Regions from separate parts of the Homo sapiens genome. Here region 2 is linked to region 1. A link is a loop called in an ENCODE intact Hi-C map of the cell type or tissue named here. Cell type or tissue: CD14-positive monocyte. All regions are shown on one strand.

Region 1 (2,500 bases):
ATGACAGAGCAAGACCCTGTTTCAAATAAAATAAAATAAAATAATAAACAACATCATGTACAAGAAAGATTCTTCCAAAATATACATGAATGAAGAGGAAACCCATAGATAGGAATGGAAGAAAATGTTGAAATTAAACTCTTCCCTTTATAGATGACAAAGTGGAAGCTTAGAGTTTAAGAATACAAAAATCAATCACATTTGGAGTTCAGATTTGGTCACTGATGAAAAGTAAACTCACTTAACTGCAATATGTTTTTTAAATGTGGCACTAAAAAAGGCATAATGATTTTAATAAGATGAAATCAACTACAAAAATTCCCAGGTCACTGGAAATTCCTTACCACTAAAGTCCTGTTTGGAATCCTCTTATACCCCCAGAGCACCAGCAACCTATTCTTTGCTGTGCTCAGTGTTAGCATCTCTGATAAAAGAAATGGTATAAACAAACAAACAAACAAACAAACAAAAAACCTCCACAGTATCTGCAGGCTACCTGTGTTATCTAATCAAGCTTATGAGCTACTGGTGCCAGCCTTCACTGGTTGCTCATGTAAGGTTAGAGAAGTTTCTGGGTTCCTTCCCAGAAGTGGCTAGGACTTCTCTAATGTCTTCACTAAGTATAAGTCAAAGCTATGTCGACTTAGTGAATGTATTTATTTTAATATATTTTAAGATATACTAAAAATACAATGTGGTAAATATTTCCTGCCAAAAATATTCAGCTTGATAGAGTACACATTTCTGTATTAACACATATGTATATGTATTAACACAATATCTAACACATAATCTTGTAGTAACACATATGTATTAACACATATGTATATGTACTGACACATAATAGCTATATCTATCAACTATTTTTGCATTTATGTATTTAAATATTGTGTTTGTATATACAAATAGTTGTATGATATATAATATCTATTTTCTGCAAAGGAACGGTAATTTTTATAGGAAAAATTACCTACAATTCAAAATTGTTCACAATGATGAGAGTTAATACTAGATCATGTAATGTAGTCCACACACTGTAATGTAATGTAGTCCACACACTGTACAGAATTAATAAGAAAAAATAATTAAAATCAGTCATCCCAGGCCTGGCGTCGTGGCTCATGCCTGTAATCCTGGCACTTTGGGAGGCCAAGGCAGGCGGATCACTTGAGGTCAGAAGTTCAAGACCAGCCTGGCCAACACGGTGAAGCCCTGTCTCTACTAAAAAAATTAAAAAATTAGCTGGGTGAGGTGGTGCATTTCTGTAGTCCCAGCTACTAGGAAGGCTGAGGCAGGAAAATTGTTTGAACCTAGGAGGCGGAGGTTGCAGTGAGCAGAGATCGCACCATTGCACTCCAGCCTGGGTGACAGAGTGAGACTCCATCCCCCTGCCAGAAAAAAGAAAATCAGGCATCCCAGCTAAAAATGCATTCATGTCATGCCCAGGCTGGCTTCCATACAAGGATGCTCTAGGAGATTCTGTGAGTTTCCTCACTACATGTTTGTTTTAGATAAATTTGGGAGCTACATTTACCTTGAGAGTGTCTCTACTGGGTCCATGGGAGGAAGCAAGGAAATCTGAGTTCTGCCATCCTAGCCTCCTTTCTCTGGGAATTTTTAATGAATTGTGTCCTAATGGGTCCCTGTATAGCACTGTAGCAGCTTTCTCAGGACCGATAGGTAGGACTTTGGAGACCACCCTGGTCCATTCTCACATTCCTGAGGTGCAGGAAGGTCTTGCCCAGTTTGTGCATGAACTTGACAGGCAAATAAACCATCTAATCTGGTGAAAAGCAAAAAGCAATATGGAGAGACCTTTGGGGGACAGCATGTTGACTTCCAACTATAAAAAGATTAAGTACAGTTAGAATACTTTTCCCATCCAAAGTAACCTTCAAATTTATTACTTACTGGCCAGCTTTACAAATGTATTCACACAGATTAACACGTTGTGAACATGCTCTGTTAATATTGGGATCTGAAAAAAAAAAAAGGAGCAAGCTCCAAACAATGTTGAGGGGGGGAAAGCAAAGTGAAGCAGGGTAACATTGTCTCTGCTCAGCAAAAAGTGGTAGGGGACATTATCTAAGATAAATAAAGTAACATGGAATACAACTTTGAGACCATACACTTCAGTTCATAAGGCCAAAACTGATCACAGTGAGTGGCAGCTAAAGAGATCTTAGAGATAAAAAAGTGCTTGGAAATCATTTTACAGATGGAATAAAACAAGCTCAAGCCCTTAGTTTTTAAAAAGAGAAATCAATTTAAGGGAACCCAGTGGAGGGTCTGCTTGCTTCGCTAGAATGATATTCCTGTTGCTTATTTTCCATCATCCCCAGAACATCCTTTGCCCTTGAGCTCACTCTGGGGGCACCATTGAATAAAGGTCAACAGGTCCCTCTTTGTCTACTACTATAGCAATCCTCATTCCCAGGGCCTTGAGGTGTCTGCCCTGTATAAGCTAACTGGAAGTCTGCTTTTCATGTTTTCAAAGAAC
Region 2 (2,500 bases), 470 kb before region 1:
GGGTCTACTTCTACTTATTATTTGAGCACCCTTGAAGCTGCAGATTGGGGGCTGGTGCTGAGTATCAATACATGACTGTAACAGTTTGGGGGTTTAAATACAAGTACAGGAATTTGCCTCATCTAACGTAAGCAAAAACTCAACAGATCTTAATTTATTGAAAGCATGCTCTGATGCTTACATAATTAACAACAACAAAAAATGGAGAAGAGCGTTTTAAAAACGCTCAGGAAAAGAAGGCCAGAAAACAAAAATCAGAGCAAGCACACTTAAATTCTACTGATTCCACACAAACTACTATAATAAATATGGCAGCTCACCATTCCCTTTTTTGCATGTCACTCATTAAAGATTCAAATTCACAGGAAAGAAAGTTTGATAGACTGACTCTAAATCATGTAAGTGGCCACATGTGCCAGGAGAGAGTGAAGATCTGACTTCTCTACCTTTCTTACTGAATGTGACCACTGCCTCTAACCATGACTACACGCAATCAGGTATTGCCTAGAAGGGAGACAAATATGCTAATAAAAGGAGCCAACAAGGACAGATGTCCACCACACTGAACTAAACCTTAATCTCTCAGAATGCAATTCAAGCATGCTTATTCTAGACAAAGTTACTTAAGCATTTTCTTAAAATTATGATCAGGGAGTTAACAAACCCAATAGAGTCAATGGTCTAAAACACAGCGAGGCAGGATTATATTTCACTACTACCATGGACAGGAAGATATGCAAACCAGCTAGGTAACTGCAGAAGATGGTGTTCAGTCCCTTGTATATCATGATGGACATTCTTATTAACGTTCAGCTGCAGGCAGCGTAAGTGATTTGAATCACTTGTTGGGTGAAATTTTGTCTGTTCATAGCTTCCTATCAGGAAACAAAATGCCATCTGATAGTTATCCATTTAAGAGCTATGACAGACACTGTTATCTGTTTACCCAAAAGCAATTCACAGCTCACTTTGCTGTGAGATTTTGCCTCTTCTTATAGAAACTGAAAGTGTTAAAATGCTTATATTTTCTGCCTTCCCCTTTTCATCTAAGGGATGGACAAATGACTCAACTATTGCCAACGAAATTTCACAGACAGCGACTTAGGTGGCTTGCTGGGAAGCTTTTCTAATTAAAAAAAAAAAAATGTGGTCCAAGGGAAAATATATTTCCTCAAATTCTGTTTTGATATTGTAATCTGAAGCTGTGCTGCTTAGATTTGCTCTGACCATTCAAATTCATTAAGAGGGAAGAAAACTTAATATTAGAGAGGATAACTCAGACTTGTGGCAGCCTTGAAACCACCTCTCTCTGGAATGCTTATTAGGTGAGAAAAAGCTATTCCAATCTGAAGCCATTTTAGATATGTCCTCTGTTGCTTGCAACTAAAAACATGATAACTGATAAATAATCTGGAAAAGGGAAGTGGGTTGGCACAATTAAGATATCCTAAAATAAGGAATTTGTGAGTAGCTGATATAAATTTGAGAGATTAAGTATCCTAGGCTGCAGAATTAGTAGACTTTATAAGGCAGTAAACATTTGAGTAAACAGTCTTCTGATATACTTTGAAGTATTGAATAGCTCTTGAATCTGTAGTATTATGAAAAATAGTAGGAAAACTAAAAATATTGGTATTTATTATCTATTTATTGGAACTTATGCTAGGTCATACAAAAGAGATACACTTAGCTGGCTGGGCACGGTGGCTCATGCCTGTAATCCCAGCACTTTGGGAGGCTGAAGAGGGAGGATAACCTGAGGTCGGGAGTTTGAGACCAGCCTGACCAATATGGAGAAATCCCGTCTCTACTAAAAATACGGCATGGTGATGGGCGCCTGTAATCGCAGCTACTCAGGAGGCTGAGGCGGGAGAATCACTTGAGCTCGTGAGGCGGAAGTTGCCGTGAGTCGAGATCACGCCACTGCACTCCAGCCTGGGCAACGAGAGAGAAACTCTGTCAAAAAAAAAAAAAAAAAAGAGAGAGAGAGAGAGATACACTTAGCCTAAAGTTAACTAGTCTAAAAGAAAGCCAAGAAAGAAAACAGTAGAGATACTTTCTATCTCTTACCTTAACTTCCACTGTGCTAGTGAGTCTGAACTTATTTAGTATATTGGGATATGGGCCAATCTCAATATGGCAATTGTGTCCCACTTACTTTCTGGCTTACAACTGGTCCCACTGGTGTTCAAAGCAATGTTGTCTTCCAACCTCTTGTCATGCTAGAGAAACACTCATGCTAGCCTTTTAGAAAAGATTCCTCAAAATATCTACGTATTTTTAAAGTGAATTGACACCTGTATTTAGGCTTAAAAATGGGTTTCCTTAGGAATTAACTAAAATTTGGACCTTAAGCTCTGTCCATTATAATCCAGAAGCTAGAAACACAAAACTCAAAGTATGTTTTTAATGAAATTGTAACAAGTGGATCTTTTAGCTTCTTGTACTCCCAAACTCCAGCCTCTCTTTTTCTCACTCCAACTGATATAGCAATAAATGT

What was found. A loop is a pair of places that touch in the nucleus more often than their neighbours do. Peaks named below come from ENCODE experiments on the same cell type or tissue, not always from the same donor. Only the 100,000 strongest peaks of a DNase experiment are listed, where the experiment ranks them.
Region 2: a loop joins it to region 1, with 7 times the contacts of the local background. A loop is called at or near these places in 1 of 110 quality-filtered maps.

The regions. Positions count from the first base shown.
Region 1 is chr13:71,746,194-71,748,693 of GRCh38, forward strand. All of the region lies in intron 1 of DACH1 (dachshund family transcription factor 1), which reads right to left. Among named protein-coding and RNA genes, the nearest start is that of DACH1, 120 kb to the right of the region's middle. In CD14-positive monocyte, no CTCF peak of the experiment used is centred here; no DNase peak of the experiment used is centred here.
Region 2 is chr13:71,274,377-71,276,876 of GRCh38, forward strand. No RefSeq gene overlaps it. Among named protein-coding and RNA genes, the nearest start is that of LINC00348, 260 kb to the left of the region's middle. In CD14-positive monocyte, no CTCF peak of the experiment used is centred here; a DNase peak (open chromatin) is centred at 1,065; H3K4me3 peaks cover 364 bases; H3K27ac peaks cover 1,124 bases.